Linked DNA regions of Homo sapiens: regions 2 and 3 are each linked to region 1. Evidence: read pairs that join two places in POLR2A ChIA-PET (ENCODE). Cell type or tissue: OCI-LY7. All regions are shown on one strand.

What was found. ChIA-PET counts read pairs that join two places held together with the same protein. Peaks named below come from ENCODE experiments on the same cell type or tissue, not always from the same donor. Only the 100,000 strongest peaks of a DNase experiment are listed, where the experiment ranks them.
Region 2: POLR2A ChIA-PET joins it to region 1 with 20 read pairs; 3 of 35 experiments call an interaction of 5 or more read pairs at or near these places.
Region 3: POLR2A ChIA-PET joins it to region 1 with 15 read pairs; 7 of 35 experiments call an interaction of 5 or more read pairs at or near these places.

What each region holds. Positions count from the first base shown.
Region 1 is chr10:88,382,385-88,390,384 of GRCh38, forward strand. The region is part of intron 4 of RNLS (renalase, FAD dependent amine oxidase); the gene reads right to left. Among named protein-coding and RNA genes, the nearest start is that of RNLS, 200 kb to the right of the region's middle. In OCI-LY7, CTCF peaks have their summits at 3,525, 7,269 (motif pointing left) and 7,468; DNase peaks (open chromatin) are centred at 3,367, 3,687, 4,957 and 7,267; H3K4me3 peaks cover 5,584 bases; H3K27ac peaks cover 7,034 bases.
Region 2 is chr10:88,573,652-88,581,651 of GRCh38, forward strand. RNLS (renalase, FAD dependent amine oxidase) reads right to left here. Exons shown (of 7, transcript NM_001031709.3): 3 at 7,916-8,000. Among named protein-coding and RNA genes, the nearest start is that of RNLS, 5.7 kb to the right of the region's middle. In OCI-LY7, a CTCF peak has its summit at 3,338; no DNase peak of the experiment used is centred here.
Region 3 is chr10:88,119,182-88,127,181 of GRCh38, forward strand. LOC105378416 (a long non-coding RNA gene) reads left to right here and starts at 1,132. Exons shown (of 3, transcript XR_946178.3): 1 at 1,132-1,249; 2 at 1,803-1,880; 3 at 2,779-6,463. In OCI-LY7, no CTCF peak of the experiment used is centred here; DNase peaks (open chromatin) are centred at 1,620 and 3,600; H3K4me3 peaks cover 939 bases; H3K27ac peaks cover 1,912 bases.

The DNA of each region.
Region 1 (8,000 bases):
CTCACCAGTAACCAATAGTCATAGAAATAAAAAATTAAATTGAATATATCATCACAGTAGAATTTTTTCACAAAAATAAAAAGTGCAAATAACACTGCATCAAAAATAATTTTCTGAGTAGCTCATTTGTTTCCCAAGCAAGGAAAGCTATTTACTGAGGATGAATAAATTAAATTGTGTTTGATTATAGCAGTTGAATAAATTATCCAGATAGAACAAACCTGTTTAAGACTATTAGCTTTTTGGTGAGAACAGTTGCTTGAATAGTTGAGAATACTGGAAGCAATGGCAATTGTTGATTAAAAGACAAGGCAAGTAATTTTGAGTGGTTTTCCTTGCATCTTGATGAGTTGACAGATATAGCTGATACCACTCAGTTATTATTTATTTGAGGAGTCAATTCTGAGTCTACAGTGATTAAAGAATTAGCCTAATGAATAGCCTGCATTGTAAAACTATAGGTGACAACATTTCCAAAAAAACTGAGAGAACACAAATTCTGCACAACCTGAAGGGGAATCTTCTAAGATGTGTTCCAATAGACGGTGGTAAAATATTTATTTTAAAGCAGAAAAAGGGTTTAATTGTACAAATTCATATAGCTTTTCAAAATGTAAGGCATCTTAAACCTATAGTGACTCATATTATTCATCAGCGGTGCTTTGTGGAACATCTTTAAATCTATCATGTGTAATTGAAACAGTAGTGTCAATGGTGATATTCATTTACTTTTGCGGACTTAACCATCATTAGTCCTGTAAAGTTTTGTTAGAATAGAATCTGAATATTCTACTTCTCTATCACATGGCAGAAACAATTGCTAAGTAGTAGTAACATTTCATTATGATTTGTTTGAGCTCAGGGCCAAGATTGAAATTTTTATGAATGAGATGCACCACTATCACCTATAATTGAATACTGAATAGTTTTGGAAATGAGCTTTCCTACAGACTGTTAATGTTTCTTTAAAAATTCAACCTAAAATTGTTAGGCAAAACAGCACTTACAAGTGAAATTTATACTGTGGTAAAGTCATTTCAGTGACAACTAATGTTGTTTGAATCACATGTAATGTCAAACTGCTTTCTACATTTCCTGTGCTGTCAAAAGTTAAAACAAGAAGCAAGACCTCCATTTCCACACAAACGTGCAGCAGATATATCTTTTGAGTTCAAACTACAATTCCAGCAGTGGATTTTTTTGGACTTTGATGCAAGTGCAAATGAAATTTCCTTATTTCAAAATCCATTTAACTGTGCAATTGAGGAGCTTCCACCTACCCTTCAATTGGAAGTAATTAATATAATGACATGCTAAAAGGCAAATACCAAGAGAAGAATCTAATAGAATTCTTTAAGTGCTTTTTAAGTAATGATTGTGCTAAATTAAAATCATATGTTCATCAACAGATATTAGTATTTGACAGTATCTATTTGTGTGAAAAGATATTTTCAAAGACAAAATATGTAAAACCTCATTATGAATCAGCATTAACAGATGGGCATGGGCAATTGATTCTGATGATAGGAAGCACTAACTTTGAACCCCAATTAAGTGAAATGTTATCACTCTCCCACAATAAAAGAATTCAATTTTTCTCATCAGTAGACCTATATTATAGAAAATTATACTTAACTATTATTATCAAATTTTCCATTTTTGTCAATAAAGATTTATAGAAATTTGTTTTCTATCTTGTCATGTAATTGCCCACATAATATCCTTGATTTTGACTCTTGGCCTAAAAAGTCTAACATATTTACTTTTTGGGTCTTAACAGAAAAATGTTGCCAATCCCTGACATAGACTATTCTCTTATGTCCTTTATTGTCAAAGGTGTCTACTAAAGATAATTCTCAAAATAATTGTATAAGTTCATGTTTGTTGAGTGCTTACTATGTGCAAAGCTGTTTAAGTTCAGAGACTTTCTCAAGGTCAAACACTGGTAAATGAATTAACCATTATTTAGATGGTTAACAATGATATAGATAGTACTGTAGTTATAATTCCCATTTTACACATGAAAAAACTTAGGCTCAGAGAGGCTAAGTAATTCCTCAAAGCCACACAACCTAGGCTTTGCAGCCAGGAAGATGAGATTAAATCATGCTTAATTCCCTTACCAGTGTATGACCTTGGGAAAGGCTGTGAACTTCAATTTCTCTACACTATAAATTGAAAATTATAGTACTGACTATATCATAGGGTTGATTTCAATATTAGATTAATTACTATATAGAAAGCACTTAGAACAACTATAGCTCTAGTGTGGAGTAGTCAGAAATGGCCTGGAAGTTCATTTTTAGTAAAGAGATTAATAAAATAGTTTATTATGTACCAGGAGTTGATGGAGAACAGTTCCCAATTCAGCTGTCAATTTGAGCTTTTCGCTTATGAAATCTATGCTATTGAGTTGACGTTTGTTAAGGAAAAGAACCTAATGTCTGATAAACAGGCAAAAATTAACTATTACATTTAAATGTGACTATTGCAGATGTACTAAGTAGTTGAGAAAGCCAGTTGGGGTCATACTCACTTAGGCTTACACCTAGCTTTGCCTCCTTGTTAGCTGTGTGACCTTGGTCAAATCACTTAACCTTTCTGAGCTGAGGTACCCTCCTCTATAAAATGTGGATTTTAAGTAGGCTATTATAGAGGATGATGTGAGGATTTTAAAAGACCATGCATCAAAAGTACCTAAGATGAAGCCTGATTTAAGAATGAGCTCAGCAAATGCTAGCTCATTTCCTTGGATTAGCCTTTCTACACTGACCCAAGGCTTGCAAGGCAAAGCAAAACTAAATAAAAGCAAAATGAAGTTAAAAAGCCCAAACAAATAAAAACCAATTTGTTAATTGGGTGTTGGTGGATAAAAAGACTCTGAAAGTACATCCAGTCAAATTTGAATTTCAGGTAAACTATGAAATTATTTGTAGTATAAGTATATAAGTATGTAGTGTAAGTATCCCAAGCATTGCATGGGATATACTTACACTCACTAAATTCTTCACTGTTTATTCAAAATTCCAATTTAACTGGATGTCAGGTATTTCTATTTATTAAACCCGGCAGCCTAGACATGGTAGAATTTAGTAAGCCCAGACATGACAGACTCCTGAATAGCCAAGGCACAGAATTCAAAAGAGTCAAATGTGTTTCCAACTTGCTAACTGCAAAAGCATCAAGGAAAAGGTTGACCCCACCCTCTCTGTCTCTGCCAAGCAAAGAGCCCAGATGGGAAACCCCAGGTGAGTGATTTAGCCTCCTGTGCATACTCTATGGGATCCTGGTGCAGAGGTTGCTGGGAAAACCGTGGCAGCCTGCCCTAGGTTTTCCTTCGGGTGGGGCCCTGTGGTTATGGTGTGGTGACTCTTTGTCACGGTGCCCCTGCCACGCCCTGCTTAGTCCACCTGGTGGTTGGGGGTAGGGGAGAAGAGAAGTTACAGGCAGAAAAAAAGGACTTATCAATGTAACATATTTCTTAGGTGGTTTGTGCATTGCTGTTTGGGCTTGCAAAACTTTAATTATTACTTTGATGCAGAGTGGCTGCAGATTGTCACTGCCAGGCCTGATTTAATAGCCTGCTTGCACAAAGTCCGACAGAGATTGCTTTTGTTGCACTTTCTAACAGCTCGTGATGGTGGCTTTTTTACGTTAAGGAGGAAACTCTGTGGTTAAACTGTAGCCTAGGTATTTTTAGAGCCGTTACCATGTTAACCGAAATTTCGTACATTTCACCTGCAGGATATGCAGTCGTGCTTAGGGCCTTCCTTAAACTCTAACAAAAAATATAATTTAACAGTTGTTAATACTGTGCTTAGGACCAACTCCATGTTATCAGAAAAGCTACTGACCAAATACTGGACTGCTAAGAATCCTTTTTTTGGATGGGTGGTACTGTGCCATTAGAGAGTATTTTTTTTTCCTTGATATAAAACGAGTTGAAGGAACATAACCAAAAGGCTAAAATTGGTTAGTTCTAAAGGTCAGAGCCTGAAGGCAGTGACCCATTTGTTAATCATTAAGCTTTTCTAAGCCGTCTCTGACAGAATTCTGGCTTTCTGCCACTTCTCTGGTCATTTTAAACTGCAAATTCTTGTACTGTTTCAGTTTTTAAGTAGGTTTCAAAGGTTATGAGAAAGGCATAACTTGTTAGCTATTTTTCCTTATCAAACGTCTTTAGGGTTTTGGAAGGCAGAGCTGTTCTGTGTTAAGAGAATCCTCACAGCATACCCAGCCATACAGCATTTAAAGATGGACTCTTGGGTCCTCTGAAAAGGGTGGATTTCTAGCTATCATTCCCATGTTACTTAGTTTCCATAGATAAGCAGGATGTGAGGGCTGAGGACACCCACTTAGCCATTAGGTATTAGTTCCCAAATCACTGCTATCTCAGGGTAGTTGTCTCCAATAATCCCAGCACTGAAAGTTCAAAAAACAGGAGCAAAATAACCACAATGTATTTATCATCTTCTGTCATCAGTTATAAAGTGGAAGTACTTTAAAATATTTTGAATGCATTTTTGTAAAGCCCAGTGAGGTTCCAGTGCTATGACGTTTCATTGCCAGAAAACTCAATGCCAGTTTATGCTCTAGTCCATCTGAATAAAAAGTGATCTGTACACCCAAAACACATAAACAGAACTAAATTTTATGTAGCCAAGGGACATTAAGCTGCTAAAACATTTGCTTCAATATTGAACATGGAATAGCTGTCCTCTATTTCTCAAGGGAAAAAATATACAGTCAAACCTTGCTTATCCATAACCCAAACTTCCGGAAGCCTTAAGTATTTGGAACTGCTCCAAACCCAGAAGAGGGGAGGAGTGAGAGGAATAGAGTGGGGGTGGGAGAAGTGGGGAGCAGAGAGAGACAGAGAATGAACTAGCGGAAAGCAAGCAAGTCAGCTTTTAGAAGTAGACCTGAAGCCCTAGCAACACTGAAAAGAGACCTGGAGCTTACATCTGATTGGCTTTCCAGCCAGAAGGAATAGAGAGCTCTGATTGGCTGGTGATGATGTCTCCAAATAACCAGCCTTTTTCAGGAAAGCAAATTTATGTGGCAGAAAGGACAAGAGACAGAAGAAGCACGCAAGAAGAAAAGCGAGGAGAACAGAGCAAAAAAAAAAAAAAAAAAAAAAGGAAGATTATTTGTTACAGTGGTGGAGACTGAGACAAAAATGAGAATAACAAGCCTATTTACGTAACTGCTTACAGTTTACAAAGTGCTTTTACATGTAATCATTGATATTGTCTTTACAAAGACCTGCAGGGCTCCCAGAAGTTAAATGGCATGCCCCAGGTCACCCAGCTAGTAAGAAAAATAGTGCATGTCTTCTGGCTAAAAATCTAACACTTTTGATATGGAGCAGGTGTTGTGGAGATAATGATTTAGAGTTGTCCTGTAGGACAGAGGGAAGCAAATGCTCTGACAGCAGAAAAGAAAATCAGAAGGCACGTCAGCCTGTAGTTTAGCGGGCAATGCAGACAGGAGTGAAGGGCTCCCTGTTCTTCACGACCACACACCTTGAAAACATAGATATAGGAAACATCTCTGTGGGTATTTGGAAGGGGAGATGGTTGTGGTACAAATGAAACCTATGTCTAGAGGGCTCAGAGGGCAGTCCTGAATATATTTCCCTGGGGTGTATCACAGTCGCCTTTCATTTAACACGTAGAAGTTGGATACCTAATTATTCCTTCCATCTATCCTTGAAAGCTGTTCCTTCCTCAGGCTTAGTCGACAACATAACCATTCACCCAGTTGCTCAAGCTAAGAACCTGTAAGTCATCTTTGTCTTAATTTTCTTTCCATGTTTAATTTATCAGCAAGTCCTGTAGATTCTACTTCTAAAACACACCTTGAATAAGGCTACTCTGTTCATCTCCATAATCACCATTGTTTTCTCCTTCTGAGCCACTGCAATAACTTGCTATTTGGTTTCAATACTTTCTGGCACCCTGTCTTCCCCAGCTCTTGCCTCCTTCCCTTGAAATCCATTCTCTGGACTATGCCATCCTGCTTAAAACATGCCTGAGAATAATTCAAAATCCTTCCCAGGATCTGGCCCCAGTTTAATTTGCCTCACTCTGCCTAGGACTCACTGTTCTAGCTATGGAGGCCTCCTTTTTGTTATCAGAACACAGCACAGTCTTTCCAGCTGAAGAGACTTAAATATTTTGCTGGTCCCTGTCTCCATGTTATCACATGGCTAGCTCTTTCTCCTATCTCATGCTATCTACACAGACAGTCCTACTCTCACAAGCTGTGTGAGAGTTCCCTTCATTCTCATAGAACCTTTTTATTAACTTTCTGTGACCTCTCAAACTGAAATTACTTATGTTTTTATTTGATTCCTTGTTTATCATCGTCTTTTTATATGACTTCCCCCTACTAGTAATCAAACTCCATTAAGACAAGGATCAGGTCAATTGCCCTCATCACTGTATCCCCAGAGCTTACAACGTGGTACACAGGAGATACTCAATAACTATGTGTCGAATGAATAAGTGAATAAATATCAGGGAATTAACATACCCTACATGTTACATAGTACCATGCATCAGTGGAGCCATGGATATGAGACACTGTGTTTCCTGTTTGTAACCTGTTATTTGTTAATTCCTGTCAGAGTTGAGAGCTCTGATAGTAGCTGCCATCATCTGGGGAGTTCTATGGAATCTTGCCACCATGAGTTCTGGAAAAGGGAATCTGTTTGTGTTGGGACTTGAGGGATGGTATAAATTAACTCCCAAGGTTTATTAGTAGTAAACAATTAAAATCCACCCTGAAATTGGAGCTTTACTAAAGATGGCTATTTTGTAGCATGTAGGAAATTACGATATTGGTTTACCTCCTAGGATTCAAAAAGCATTCATTCTCTTTTGGAGCCAGAAAAGGAGAGGTATGTCTCCTAACAGAACTGTGCTGGGTTTTTTTTTGTTATTGTTGTTTTCTTTTTTTGACAGTCTGTGGAGCTCACACATTGGCCATAATAAAGCCTGCTATCTATTTTTGATTTGTCAAAGTTGTGCTTGAGAGTGATTAACATACCCTTAGCAAAATGAATCATTCTATAGAGATTTAAAAGTCACGATGGAATAAATATCTTGGTCAAAGGTATTGCTGCTTTAATTACATTCATTTGTTTCAATATTTCGGTTTTAGGGATTTCTTAACTGAGTTGTTAAGGATCCTTTTAGGGATTTCTTAACTGAGTTGTTAAGGATCCTTTTGAAAGTGAAGTTTACCATGGTGCCCTCTGGTGGAATGAAATTCGCACAGTTTTTAAAGCTAAAGCCCTATCTAGTGAGAATGCATACAGAAATAAAAGGAGCAACATTAAATACAAATGTCCAAAAACTATAAGCAGGGTACTCTTGCTATTGGGGGACTACAAGATATACCTGCCTCAGAATATTTACAGATTCAGGGATAGGGCATGTAGTTGCTATAAAGGAAGAGCAATGACATAAATACATACAATTCCAAATCCATTAGAAAATGAGGGCCAGAAGCCACAGCATTTCATATCATCTGGCAACACTGACACTGACTAATTAGGTATTATATTGAGAAAGTCAGAAGAAGGTGATGGCAATTACAGCATTTGCAACAATATTCATAAATAGCTAGGAACACAAGGGGGAAATACAATTTGGTTGTGGTCTATCAAGAACCAGTGGATATTCATTTGATAGGACTTTTGTAATTAGGCTCACCATCAAAGCTGATAAAATCATCAAAATGGTAAGTGTCCCAGTGTTGGTTCCTTGAAACTGTGTTGTGACCAGACTTAGTGACTCCTTGATAAAGCAGCTTTCACGTGTCTTCACAAGGAAATAAAGTGAAAGTCTCTGGGACGCTATCTGGGTCACACACCACAGGGATCCTGCTCAGAGGATTTAGAACATTGGACCAGCTCACTAAGGAAAGATGTCAAGGCCCTTCTTTGAGGACCTAAGGAAGTTTTTAATATTCGTTCGTCTGAATGCACTAAA
Region 2 (8,000 bases), 190 kb after region 1:
TACTCTAGAGTACCCTCCCATAACATTTTCCTTCTTAGCACTTAACACAAGGATATTTTAATAATTATTTCTTTAATATTGTCTTCCCTTTTAATCTGTAAGGCCCATGAGCTACAAATTATACCTGTTTTATTTCTATGTATAGCATATAGTATACATAGCATAGAATTTATTAGTTAAGTATTTATTTAAAATAATGAATTATGAGGCCAGGCACGGTGGCTCACACCTGTAATCCCAGCACTTTGGGAGGCTGAAGTGGGTGGATCACTTGAGGTCAGGAGTTTGAGACCAGCCTGGCCAACATGGTGAAACCCCATCTCTACTAAAAATACAAAAACTAGCTGGGTATGGTAGTGCATGCCTGCAATCCCAGCTACTAAGCAGGCTAAGACACGAGAATCGCTTGAACTCGGGAGGCAGAGGTTGCAGTGAGCTGAAATCGCACCACTACCCTCCAGCCTAGGCAACATAACAAATAAAAAGAATGAATTATGAACCATAAACTGAAAGAAAGTACAATTGGGTCATTAAGTCTCCTTAGTAAACTAGTACTCACCTTCCAGTTTTCAAAAAATTTTGATTTACAAGCAAATCTACTTTTATTCAGCTTTGTGTATAGAAAAAGAAAGAAATGAAGATGGAATGAGGGAGGAAAAAAGCACACTGAAAGATCCTGTTCATCTTTACCTGGGAAATCTCACGTTCCTAGTCACTAAAAATCCAGCTAAAGTTCATCCCAAAGCTTCCTTTCTGTAGCCACTCCAGCTCAGTGTGATCCTTCCTCTCTATGATATTCTTCAACCATCACTGCCTTTAGTACTAATTTTGACATTGATTCAAAATATCTGCATGCTTTAGTTGTATCTTATCTATGTAATAATACTCAAGGCTCCTTCATGTCGGGTCTTCAGATCTCATACACTTTCATCTCTTTCATTGACCCTTAAATAATGCTACACCCTAGTAAGCACTCCAGTTTTTAAAAAATCAAATGTAAATGTTAGAAGAAACATAGTTCTAGCTAGCCCAAGAGATCAATCTCTGTTCAAGACAGTGTGCATCATTCTGTTCAAAGATTAGAGCAAGGGGCTTGTAAACAGTACTCCATCTTGCCTGAGGGCTTTTCTAAGGCCCCTGCTTGGGGAAGGTGCAAATAATTTGCACTTTCAACACATATCCACCATCTCCTTTATTCCAACAAGGGCAGCTCTGCTTCACTCTGTTTTTATTTATTTAGGATGCCTCACCCTACTTGCCTCACTTAGTCCATGGCCCTGTCCCAGACCTCAGCTAAGTTAACTGATTCTACGTTTTCTCATAATATTCCTTTGAAGAGAACAATATGCTGTTATTGTTGGTGGTATGAGTGTGTGTTTAAGGGGACTTAAGTTCACAGTCCTAGAAAATTCTTCATGCCCCAGATGAACGCCTTGAAAATGTATCCCAATGGCCACAAGGTGTTCTGCAAAGTATATATATATATATATATATATATATATATATATACACACACACACACACACACATATTATATATATATACTATATATATATGTGTGTGTATATATATATATATATATACACATATATATACACCAAGGTGTATATGTATATGTGTGTGTGTGTGTGTATATATATATATGTCAGTGGTTCTCTAAGTATGAACCCCAGACCAGCAGCACCTATGTACTAGAAAATGCACATTCCTGGGCCCCAACCCGACCATACTGAATAAGAAACTCTGGGAATTGAGCCTCGCAATCCATGTTTAACAAGCTCCCTTAGTCTTGTCATGATGCGCGCTAAAGTATGAGAACCACTGGGGTAGGTGGACACGCCCAAATCAAACACCACTGGCAAAACCACCCAAAAAGCAGCATTTATCAAGAGGTAGGAGAAATGGTATAGCCTCTCTTATTAACCAGAAAGGCTTCCTTTCCAACTGCTTGGAGCAAAGTTTTTGGGAAAGTGGCATTTCCTTGTGAAAGTAATTAATAACTTTCACAAAGACTATGTGTTTAAATCTATAAGCTCTGAAAAACCCAATTTTAAAATGGATAAATAAATAGTCTCAAGAGTTATGTCTGAGCTTAGTAAATTTGACCATGTCCCTCTCTTGCATAAAACCCTTCAATGGCTTCCCATCGCACTTAGAGTATAAAATCTTTAACATTGCTTACAAAGCCCTGTATAACCTGGCCCTGCCTTAGTCTTGAGCATCATCTTTTACCATTTTCTCCCTCACTCACTACCGTCCAGTCATAATGATCTTTTATTCCTTGAATGCACTAACCTCCTCCTACTGCTTCAAAACAGTTCCAATTTGATGTGTCCACTGCATTGAACTCTCATCATTCAGCTCTCAGCCTAATTCCCTCTTGCCCACCTTTCAGGTACCCATGAAAATATCAGTTCCTCAGGGATGCTTTCCCTAACACATCTCCCCCATCACTCCTCTAAAACCTACTGGGCTAGGTCCTTTTATTGTAAGTTCTCTCATAATGCTCTCACTCTTTCTTCTTAACATTTATCATGCATCTTTTCTTTGTATGTATAATTAGTTTAATGTCTTTTCTTCCCACTATACTCTACATTAACAGAGGCCAGGATCATGTCTCTTATTGACTTTTGTTTCCCCAGCACATAATATTTAATTAGAATAAAATGATCTTCAGATAGCTATAAAGATATCAGAAGTCTAAGAAGGTTTAAACATTTTACAAAGGCAAATGTGTTTCTGTTATATATTTATTCAATTTTATCCCTGGCCTTCCTCCATTTTAAGGAGAAAATCCAAGTTTATGTTTCTCCTATGATTTCCCACAAATAGGTTTTAGTGAGCAGCAGTCAGAACTGCTCAGGTGGGACCTGAAGTGATGTGAACCATCTCTAACTGACTACACAGCTTGAAGTAAATAGAAGAATGCTTAACCTGGTTTTCATGCCATCCTCTAGCTTCTCTAAAAAGGACATCGTTACGGATGAGTGCCAGGATCACCTGCTGGGAGAAATTTTGAGACAGAACCACCCAGACTCACTTCCCCTCTATCAATTTTAGAAAGAAAATAGGCACAAAAGTAAAAAGAGAGAGAATAATAAAAGTAAATATTACAATACAGAAGCCATCCTAGCTAATGGCATCTGCCACCTAAACCATTTTTTTCTAATAAATTGATCTTGTCAATTTTGACAGGTTACTTTGCAAATGTTGACTTTCTGGATCGCTAGCCAATGTCCTTTTTAGGTAGATGATAAAATAAAAACAAATAAATGCAGCAACAGCCCTCCCTATTGGTAGGACAAGCTAAATAAAAGCTGCTCACTCTGTGTCCTGGAAGCTAAATTCATCTTTTTTGAATAATTTAGTAACATGGGACCTTATTCAAAAGCAAAAGGACCTGGCCCATCATTTTCCATGTCATAGGCAGGAACCATCAGGTGACCAATTTCCCAGGTTGCATAAAGAACTAAGGTGGTATTACTCTTCAATATCCACTTCCCCCTATGTCAGGAATTAACTGATGAAAGAGGGAAACTAGGGGCACAGGGAACTATGAGGTTGTTCTATTGAACCATGTGTCTACTGACACGTAGCACCAGGTGGGATGGGTACAATCTTCATACTATAGGAAAATAATCAATAAGGAAAGAGAAGGCTCTACAAAATAGATGTTAAATTGGAGAGTATGAGCACCTCTCATTGCCCTCCATGAGAGACTTAATAGAAAAAAACAACATGATTAATTGCAAAGGCACTTCAGTTCTGTTACCAACTAGCCAAGCCACCTTAGACAAAGTACCTGAGTCTCATTCTTCGCATTAACAAATAGGGATGATGATTAACTCCCTTGAAAATTTACTGTGAGAATTAGAAACTACATACGTAAAGTACCTCAGGTAGTATTAGATAAATAGTCAGCACTTAATAACTGATAGCTAGAATCACTTTTGCTATTGTCAATTCTCACCCCAGCATAATGACAACTAGTATAAAAAAAGAACAAAAGAAAATCATGTTTCACTCACTCAAGAAGATTGTATTAATGGAGAAGGCAGGCAGTCAGTGAAATTGATGCCAATAAATACAGCTTTCTCTGCAATGAGGTTAATGTGAACACATCGGACAATAAATTAAAATAGAACATAAGGTCAAGAAGAAAGCATCTATTTCCTTTACCTTTTACTATTTGTTCTGGGAAATTGGTCTAGTTAAATATTGGCTTTAAAGGTTTGAACCTATTCTAAAGCATGCCTGATTAGGCATATCCCAGACAAATAATTGCCCTGGGAGTCTGGTCCCAATCTGAATGACCACTGGTTGGTCCATCAGATTGTGGGGTTTTAAACTCAACTAGATTCCAAAATATAGAGTATTTTTGAAAATAGTTGGCAATTTGATTTCTTAAAGTAAGGAATATATGAAGGTCAGCTTCATTCAAGTACAATATTTTTTAAACTAACATTTTTCAAGAGATTACTATGTGACTGGCTTACTACTTGCTTGAATTTGAGTGCATTATATCTTTCATTCCTCACAACACTTTGTAGCAAGAACTTCCATTACAATATTCTGTAGTAAGTACCCTCATTTTTGCATTTCATTACGCTCATTTTTTTCAATGAAAGAACTGAGGTACAGATTTTAAACTTTCCTAATATTACATGAACAGAAAGGGATGGTAGGACATTAACTGGAATCCAGGTCATTCTGATTTCAGGGACTGTCTTAGCTTATAGTGTGGAAAAACCAAAATGTTTTTGTGGACCATTTATAGAATAGAAAGGTTAAAGGGACTTAAAGAATGTTTAAAAGGGATATAATTATAAAATTAAAAATATTATAGATAGGGTCCAACAAATCCTATAGATAATAGATCGGGGTAGAGGAGAATCTCGAAGTATTACAAGAATAACATTAAATAGCATTAAAATAAACAAAGAAAAATTTATATAAACTCAAGTTAAATAGACCATGAACTTGATATAAAATAAATTTTTAACATTTATATCACTCTACCTACTATGTAGGAGGTACTATTAGTTTCTGAGTGAGGTACAAGGAATTAAAAATAATCTCTTCTCTGAAAAGCTTAAAAAGCAAAATTGGAAGTTAAAACGTATGTATTCCCCCAAACACATAACAAAATAAGGAGATAGATGCAATGTATTCAAAGATGTTTCTCTGCCAGGACATCAACTCCATGAAGGCAAGGACATTGGTTCTTGTATCATTAGTACCTAGAACAATGTTTGGCATTATGGTAAGTATTCAATGAATGTTTATTGAACAAAAGGATATGTGTATGTATGTATATATGCATGTGTAGGGGTGAAATTTCAGTAAAAATCAACTGACAAAAGGCATACTAATATGAGAAAAAGCATACAAATTTATTTAATCATAGTTTTGCATGACACTGAAACCTTCAGACTGAAGACCCAAAGATACAGGAGTCCATTTTTATGCTTAGATTCAACAAAGTATGGACAGCTCTGCAGCAATATGATTGGACAAAGGGTTATATCTATGGCTAACAAACTGGTAAAACCCACCAAGGCCTGTCTGTCTAGATTCTTCTTGTCCTCTCTGTGCAGCATTCTTTCTTTATGGTTATAGGTCATGACCCTCTCTGGAACTGTTGTGAGCTACAATCAAACACGGTAGGTCAGATAATTTCTTTATGGCCAGTTTTTACAAAGGAAGGCAGGGGAAAGCTAGAGTGATAGTTTTAGGTTTTATGGCTGGTTTGGGGGGAAAAGGGGTTCTTATTTCTACGACCTGCCTTGGGAAAAGAGATTCTATTTTCTAGGGCTAGCCTCAGGGATGAATGCAAGGCCAGAGATAGGAGGGCAGGAGAAGGTCAGAGAGAGCTACTTCTGAGGGCTCCATTTTGGGATATCATTTTCTAAGCTCCTGCACATGCATGCATGCACGCATATCAGTTAGTAAGTACCTGATGATTTCAATAGGTATACTCATCCAACCTGGGTCAGGGGAAAATCATGGTGGAAATGAGATTTTTTAAAGTGATATGGCCACACTATATGAAGCTGATAGTAACATTCTACAAAACGTCCAATAGTGTCACCATCTGTGATGGTCAATTTTATGTGTCAACTTGACTTGGCCATAGGATGCCTACATATTTGGTCAAACACTATTCTGGGTGTTTCTATGAGCACGTTTTTAGAAGAGATTAACATTTATTATCAGTAGATCAAGTAATGCAGATTGCCCTCCCTAATGTGGGTAGGCCTCATCCAATCAGTTGAAGGCCTACATAGGACAAACGCATTGATCCTCCTTCACATAAAGGAGAATTCTTCCTGCCTGAAAGCCTTTGAACTGGCTCATCAGCTTTTTTCCAGCCTTCAGAGTAGAACTGAAACATTGGCTCTTCCTGAGTCTTGAGCCTGCCAGCCTTTGGACTAGAAGTATACCACCAGCTTTCCTGGGTGTCTACCTTGCTGGATCACCCTGCAGATCTTGGGACTTACCAACCAACATAATCATGTGAGCCAATTCCTTATAATAAATCTCTCTCTTTATCCATACTCACATATACACATGCATGCACACATACATACACACACATACCCTATTGGTTCTGTTTCTCTGGAGTAGTCTAACATACCATCTATATACTGAATCTCGAATGGAGAAATGGTCTAAGCCAGAATGGTATTTATTATGTTCTCATGTTGTTTATTCAATCTTACTGACCTCTCTGATGCCCAGTGTCAAGGATTCTTGGGGTTCTCAATAAGTAATATTTGATGATAAAGATCAAAACAGTAATTATGCTGGAAATGGCTTATAAAAAAATTCTTAGCCTATATCCTTTCTCAGTTATCTCAACTTGGGTACTTAACTGAATTATGATTTATCAAGAAGCTTCATTCTCCTTTAAAAATAATCATCAATTATCCAAGAAAAATTCTATTTTCTTTTTTAAAAGGTCCATTTTCAAAACGCTCATAAAATATATAAGGAACAAATGAAAATCCTAATAGAAAATGGGCAAAGGTTATGAATAAGACATTCACAGAAGAAAACTGCAAAGAGCTGGCTAATAAAACAAAAACAATGCATAAACTCATTTGTAATTAAAGAAATGCAAATTAAAACCACGAAGAGATCCAATTTTTAACCTATTACACTGGCAAAAATTAAAAATTTCCATTATACCCAAATGTGGGGAAAGAAACATTCTCATCACTATTGGTGAGATGTTCTTTAAGATTAATACACAGCACAACCTAGCTAAGTTAAAAATGCAAATATCGTTTGACATAGCTATTCTTCTGTGAGGAATTGATCCTAAATAAAGATATGCTTCCAAAAGCATGTCAACAATAGACATGCATCAATGTTTGTATTAGCAAAAACCAAAACAATCTCCCAACCCCATACAGCCTAAATATTTACCAGAAAGCTAATAGTTAAATAAGTGATGGTACGCATATGTCATAAATACTAGACAATCATTAAAGAAAATGGATTACACTAAATTTGCTGATATGAAAATAGATCCAAGATATGAGTCAAACAAGGTATAGAATCATTTATGCAAAATTATTCCCTTTTATATTTTTAAAAGAATAAATATAAAGAAATATATATGTATGTGTGTGTGTGTGTATATATATATATATATATATACATCTATAATATCTATATTATAGATAAATAGAGACAGCCATGTAGCTCAATAGAGAGATGCATAAACATTGTTCCGGAAATATACACTGGAAGCTTATCAATGATTACTTTGGGGAAGGACTAGCTATTGATCAGCAAATAGAGCACCTAATATTTATAATTTCCTGTATAGTATTAATATGTAACTATGTGTGTAACTTGTTTTTAAATGCTAATTTTAAAATTTAGGCAGAGAAAATCTTACTCCCACCTGATTCTTTCAAGTAATGCTTAATAATTGAAGAAATTCCTTGAGGTGCCACAAAGTTACAGTCTCCTTCTTTCATCACCATTCC
Region 3 (8,000 bases), 260 kb before region 1:
GTACTCAGCATAAAGATTAGCACAAAGAAGCATAAGAGAAACATTTGTGAAAGGATGAGTTAGATGAATCCTGCAGATGAACCAGTTAGGTGCAGAGGAGATGGGTAAAGTAATCCAGTGTCAACACGGGACACCAGCAGAGTCAGCGGCTTTGTGTACAGAACTTGTAGCTGGGATTGACCTGTATTTGTGAAAGAAGGCTTGCCAAGAAAATTAGTAATGTAAACAAGGAAAATGTTAGCCCATTGAAGAGGGCAACATTTTAATAATACTTATGCTAATTATAAGTGAATAGGTACATTCCATCAAGGATTTCCAAGATTCTTTAAAGACATACATCCCTGCTTTCTGGCTCAATTGACACTGTGGCTATATGTGCTTAAATGAAATAAACCACATTTTGTTTCCATATTCATACATTCATTGGTTGAGGCACTCATTCAACAAATACTTATTGAGCATTTTTTATGTGTTAGGCACAATGCTAGGCTCTATGGAAACCACAAGAAATATAAAAAGTAGTCTGCAATCTTAGAAAATTTACTATAAAGTGGTTTTATTATACTTATTTTACTTATTTAAACATGAATCACCATTTCCCCTGCCTAATTCTTTCCCCACCAATATTGGGGACTTTTGACAGATACATATACGAATATGATTTTAATTACCTTCAAAGTTCTAGAAGCCAGAAACAGAGAAATCAGAAAGTCCCCACCAGGGCATCTTGAAGCGGTAGGACAAGAACAGGAAAGGTAGACTAGGACAGCAAAAGGACAGAGGAGGAGGGGAACTGAGAGAGAAGGGGACAGGAGCGAGGAAGGAGGGGGAAGCAGGAAGGAGGGGGGAAGCGGGAAGGAGGGGGGAAGCGGGAAGGAGGGGGAAGCAGGAAGGATGGGGGAAGCAGGAAGGAGGGGGGAAGCAGGAACGAGGGGGAAGCAGGAACGAGGGGGGAAGCAGGAGCGAGGAGGGAAGCAGGAACGAGGGGGAAGCAGGAACGAGGGGGAGCAGAAGGAGGGGGAACAAGAAGGAAAGGGAAGCAGGAAGGCGGGGGAGCAGGAAGGAGGGGAAAACAGGAAGGAGGGGGAACAAGAAGGAGAGGGGAACAGGAAGGAGGGGGAGCAGGAAGGAGGGTGAACAGGAAAGAAGGGTTTGAATGAAAGAGTCTGAGGCAGGAGAAAGTGGAGACAGCAGCAAGAGGACTGAGGAAAGAAAGGAGAAAGGAAGGAACCTGTGCATCGCGAGGCAGGTGGGGAGGGAAAGAGAACTTGAGGAGAGACAGCAATTGAGGCTGGAAGAGGCTCAGGGCTGCTGAGCCTTAGTCACCACCCAATGAATAGAAATGTTCAAATTACACACGAGGGTTGTTTTTTTTTTTCCCACAGCTAAGAGGAAACTGAGGTAAAGACCAGAGCAGAGGAGGTCTGTAATCCCACTTCAGCTCTGCCTCTCTCTCCATTTTGCCTGAGGTTAATCTGCTCCAGGCATGTGTCTGTCACCTCTTTCTGATACCACAGGAGCCAAAGATCCTGCCCTTTCTGTGTCCAGCTAAGGCTGGGTCTGCGTTGGCAGGGGCCACCTCCTCCAGGAGTCAGCAGCTCCCCTGAGCTGTGCAGGCTGCTACTTCCCCAAAGTGCTTCCCTCTCAGAACTGGCTCTGGTGCAACTTTGACAGCACCCTTCCTCCTCCTTCACCTGAAGAGGTGAAGCAGAGTCAGGGAGAACATTTGTTTTCTCCTCCTTTCTTTCATTTTTCTTCAACACTCATTCTCCCTTTCCATTTTCCTGTTTTATATATCCTAGAGGATTTCATAAAGTAAGAGATTCAAGATAAAATGCTCAACACCCTCCAAGCCTCAGAGTCCAAGAGAGGAGTTGTATGTAAGTAATCAGCTCACTTACCCTTGGAGAAGGACCAGGCTGGAAGGGCCTTCCGAGGGCATAATAGTTAGCCAAGAGCTGGGACCAGAAGGTTGAAAAATTCCATGATCCGAGCCAAGTGGTCAGATCCTCCATCAGCAAAACTCGAACGCATCTGGCTAGCCAAGCATGGCTGCCATTGTGCATCTCAGAGGCCCAGACTGGTTTATCTCTTGAGCTATGATTTCAAGGGACAAAACTATTATAGACTCTAGGCCTGAAAGGAAGCTGTGCTGCTGAATATCAATTTCTGGGCTTTAAATATATATATATAACCTATTTGAAGGATGCTAAGCTATTAAGTGCAATCAGCGAGGCAGCTCCTTTGTGAACACGCCTCTGCTGTACATCTCAGACCCTTTTGAGTCGGGGCTTCTACATTTCTGACTTGTTTTGATGCTTTGTATCATTAGACTCTTAGGATGCTTTTAGTTATTACTCGACTGCCTGGACAGTCCATATTTGGAAGAAAGTCATATAAATGGCAACTGTCCAGCATTTTCAGAGGCTCGGGGATAGCTTGGAGATGATTACATTAAATTATGCTTGCGTATCACATTATAGTTTGCAAGCACTTTCCCCATTCAGTAGCTCCCTGAATCTTGAAACAACTCTGCCAGATGGGTAGGATTATCCCCAATTTGTTGATGAGGAAATGAAGGTCTAGAGAGGTGAACCGACTAGCCAAAGTCTTACAGCCAGTGGTAGATACAGATTTCCTAACTTAAATTGTATGTTTTTCCACCAAAGCTATTGTCTGTAAATGACATACAAATGAAGACAATTATAAATATGGATTGAACTTTTACTCTTTGCCAGGCATCATGCTAAGTGCTTTAACACGCATTTTCTCATTTAGTTTTCCCAGCGGGCACCTGAAGAAATGGATATTATTATCCCCATACTACAGATGAGAAAAGTGAGACTTACTGAGATGAAGCAGCCTGCACACTGTCACATGAAGGAGTTGTAGAGACCTGTATTAGTCCATTTTCATACTGCTATAATGAACTGCCTGAGATGGGGGTAATTTATAAAGGAAAGAGGTTTAATTGACTCACAGTTCAGCATGGCTGGGGAGGCCTCAGGAAACTTACAATCATAGTGGAAGGTGAAGGAGAAGCAAGGCACCTTCTGGCAGGAAGGAAATGTGCCGAGTGAAGGGGGAAAGAGCTCCTTGTAAGGCCATCAGATCTCGTGAGAACTCTATCACGAGAACAGCATGGGGGAAACCGCCCCGATGATTCAATTACCTCCACCTGGCCTCTTCTTTGACACGTGGGGATTATGGGGATTATGAAGATTACAATTCAAGGTGAGATTTGATTTATCAAGACCTAAACCTAGCTAGTCTGATACCAGAACTGGTGTTCTTAACCCCTGATACCAAGCAGGAGAGAGAGAGAGAGCATTCAATCTGACTTGGGGCCCTGCGTTTAATTGTCTATCCATTTTCTTTGTCTCCTGTTTGAAAGTTTCCATTCCCTGGGATATCAGAAGTCCTGTTATCCAAGTCCTCTGCAGACAAAAATTAAATTGGTTGTCAGGTTTCCGGGGTTGGGGCACCAGCAGAACACAGGTTTTGGGGGAGAGAGGACAGCATAAGGCAGGGATGGAGATGGAGGAGGGGTTTCCCATTCAAGTATGGCCACAGTGACAGGGGCTGAAGGGCGTGACGGTGTCATGCACGTGCAGGGGACACAGTGCCATCCCTTCTTCCTAGCCATATGTGCTGCTCTGTCTTTTTTATAGTGCCACATATGGCACTTCCTTAATGAAATTTCTTATAATAATTTATCTGACCTGTATCATTCTGTTAGCTTTAACAAAAGAAATTCTGACAGGTTTTGATATTAAATCTAAAAATATGTTTTCAACTCACTGAGGAGCCATAAAGCAGGCTGAAATCATACTAATGATAATGGACAATCTGCTTTCTACCATCAAGTTCTGATTATTTACATGTAGCAAACCATCCAGAGATAATGTGAGCCTTGAGTCTCCTTTCAATTTTTACTAATCTTCCCGAATTTACCAAATGGGGGTAGTGGAGGCCTGAAAGAAGGCTCCCCAGGTCACCTTGGCATGCCCTTCTTGATGCCTCAGTGTGTCACATGAAGCCATCCCAGTGCAGCTGCTCATGAATCTCTGGGCTGACCCTCCTGCAGTGGGGCTGCAGGGCTGTTTCAGTTAAAAAGCTCATGGTTCAGGAAAGGGATTTGCAATCTGATTTTCACAGATGTTTCTTTTCAGGCATCTTCCCTGAAACAATCCTTGTGGCGTTCAGATGGGCAGAGTGAACAGCACTGCCCTTGAACATGGGCAGCTCCGGTAGAGCTGTGCTCTGGCCCCCTTCGTGCTATACCTCTTCCTGCAGGGCATTCAGTCTGCAGGACTGAGGGACAACATCCACTCAGAGCCCATGCCCCTCTAGACTTCAGGTGCCTGGGACCCCATATTCCTGCCCAAACAGCCCTGAACCCAACTTCACTCCCAGGTCTCTTCCTGGGTCTGACTTCCTGAGAGTCCATCCTGCTGACAGCCTGCACACTCCCTAGTTCTGAAGGGGTTTGGGAGGTTGCTGTCACAACAGCCTGTGGATGAAGTTTGGACATGTGGCCAGAGGGGTCTATCTGCATGTTAACAAGGTGCTTGCAGTGTGGGACAGAGCCAGGGGTGGCGGGAAGTGGGATGCAGCCTCAGGCTCCAGGATCCCCTCTCTCATGGGTCACGCTCACTGAGGAACTCTGAGGGGTTCTGAATTTCAACTTGGCCTTTCAGGTCATTATGAAGGTTCACTTGCCAAGGCAGGAGGATGAAACATATATTCCTCAGCAGTTTGTCAACTTGACTTACATCTGTTACACATTTAGACGTATGTCACGTGGGCCTCCATTTGTACTCTTGCTCCAGCCCATGACAATATGAGGATGGGCCTGATAGGGTGGGGACCGAGCTTGTGGACCAAACAGATGGAGTATGGGGCAGGTGGACACAAGGCTTCTTCTTGTCCCACTCTCAAGGTGATGGGTTCATGCATTTCATTGAAGAATAGGGGAAGAGGAGAACTTGGGTTCTCTCCTTGGATTTGTTATCAAGTGACTAAATATCTTGGGTAGTTCTTTTCATGGTCTCAGTTTCCTGGTCGGTTAAAGAGAGAAGAGGTAGATTAGCATTTCCCAGGGCATGTTCCTAGACAACTTGCTCTGCCAGACGACCTATGAAACAAGGATTCCATGATCAATTAAATTTAGGAAACAAATTCTTTCTTCTTTGAGAATCATAATGCAAATTTGCATAATAAAGCCTCCCATAAGTCCTGTAGCTAAAAAAAATGATTAATTTTAATTACCATAGTTTCATACACCAAAGATTTATTGAGTTCTTACTGTTTGCTAGGGACTATGCTATGTGTTTTACATGTAAATTTTATTTAACTATCACACCAGACCTATCATATAGATATTGTTAGTATTCCATTTTACAGATGTTGAAACCAGGGCTTGGAGAAGCTAGGAAACTTGCCCAGAGTCAGGAATGAAGCTTGCTATCTCTTTTGTCCAGTATAGGTCATTAAGCCATCTTATTTGTACTTTTTACCTTTGGTGGTTATCACTACAAGCTCAGAATGATCTCCTATGTACATCCTATTTATTAGAAACTATTCCTCATTATAAACATTTTTCTAAACTGAAAAAAAGATTTTGAATAATATTAAATATACAAATGACCAAAAAGCATATAAAAATATTCAATGTCATTAGTCATCAGGGAAATGCAAACTAAAACCACAGTACCATTCCATACCCACTAGGATGGCTATAATCAAAGAGCCAGAAGGGTAAGCATTGGTGAGGATGTGGAGAAACTGGAGTCATACACTGAAGGTGGGAATGTGAAATGGTGCAGTCACTTTGGAAAACATCCTTGCAGTTCCTCAAAAAGTTAAACGGAGTTACTATATGAACCAGAAATTTCATCCTAGCTATATACACAAGAGAAATGAAAATACTGTGCCCATATAAAAACTTATATATGAATGTTTATAGCAGCATTATTCATAATAGTCCAAAGGTAAAAAAACCCAAATGTCCATCAACTGATGAATAGATAAAACAAAAGATGATATGTCCATACGATGGAATATTATTCAGCCATAAAAAGGAATGAAGTAGTGATACATGCTACAACATGGGTGAGCCTTGAAAATATTATGCTAAGTGGAGGAAGCCAGATACAAAAGAACATATATCAGATTATTCCATTTAAATGAAAGATCCAGAATAGGTAAATCAATAGAGGCTGAAGATTAGTGGTTGTTTAGGGCTGAGGAGGACGGGTAGATTGGGTGGGGAGTGATAGCTAATGAATGTGGCAGTAGGGGGACTCTTTTTGTGGTAATAAAACTGTTCTAAAATTGATTGGGGTGATGATTTTATTATTCTGTGAATATACTAAAAACCATTGTTTTTTACAATTTTAATGGGTGAACTGTATGGTATGTGAATTATATCTCAATAAAGCTACACCCTTACCTCCCAAAACTCTCCGCAATATTAAAAACTATTTGAAAATGAGGTCAGCTCAATTACCCCAATATTCACAGGTTCTTATGTTTTATCTTCTCTTCTTGTCTGCATTTGCCGCGTTGAACACAGGTCCGCATGCATTCAGCTATTCACTCAAAGTGGGAAGCAGAGAGGCTAGTAGCAATGATATTTGCTCATTGGTTCCTTCACTGATTCACTCACTGATCATTCTTTTATTTTTTCATCCATCCAATGCACATCTGTTGAGCCCCTCCATATGCCAGGCACTGTGCCAGGTTCTAGGACACAGCTGTGAGAAAGATAGACAAGATCTCAGATGAAAAGGAGCTCACAGTCCACTTGGGGCAACTGAAAAGTGCACAGTCAATTGCAATGCAGTGTGATAGTGCTGACATAGAAAGCCTTGCTGTGGGGAAGGTCACGGATGCCTTCTCAAAGAAGTGATGCCTCAGATGATCACTGAGGGTGACATGTTTAGGCAATTTCTAAGGTCTCTAAACACTCAGAGCCAGGGCAGTTAGGGAGTGGGGTGAGTTAAGGTTGGAGGGGTATGTAGAGACCAGACAAAGGTGGGCCTAATGGCCATATTAAGGAGATTGTGTGGTGAGCCATTGAAGGCTTTGAAGCAGGGAATGACATATTTTAAAATTACTATAATTAAAACGTACATATTCTTTTGTATTCTCGAATGTTTCATTTTAAAAATATTTTTAATAAGTTTTGTAATTATTTTCAATGGCTGCACATGTAATCACATTGATACTCTATTTTACTGCAGTATATCTCTATTGTTGGATATTGAGGTTTTTTCCAGTTTTTGTCTCACAACCCTTCTTCTGTTTTAGTCAACATGACAATGGACATCCTTATTTTCTCATGCATATAAGCCTCTGTTCCCCATTCTGGTTAACATTGGAATGAATATTCTACTTACATAACTTTTCTAGGAGTTATTTCCAGGAGTGACTGTCAAAAAGATTGAACATTTTCTGGCTCTAATTTGGTTTCACCATCATGGTTTTAAACGGGCTATGCTAATTGATACTCTCTTTACCAGCACTAAATAACCAGGAGAATTTATTTCTTTGCACTCTCTCTCTTTCTCTTTCTCTCTCTTTTGGAAAAGGACCTTCTTTCTGTGTGTACCATTTGCTAAATTCACCTGATAATCTGTGTAAAGGCTGAACTACTCATTACATCTTAGGCATGACATGTAAAAAAGAAAACCACATAGAAATTGAGACTGTTAGTCAGGGATGGAGTCTTTGGAGAATGAAGGTGTTAGGGCCATGAGTTAAAGTAAAACTAAATTTAAATCACTGACGTTGTTGATGCAATTCTGCCAGGCTACCCTTCTCTATACATTGTTGTCAGAATTAAATTTTTTTTCCATAAGAACAATAGTGCTTTAAAAAATACTTTTTTGGGTGCTATTTCAGAGTCTTTTGTCCATCAAGAGAATCCAATATGGAAAGGCACTGGCCTTCAATATAATAAAAATTTATCTAAATAGAATGTGGCATTAATGCCT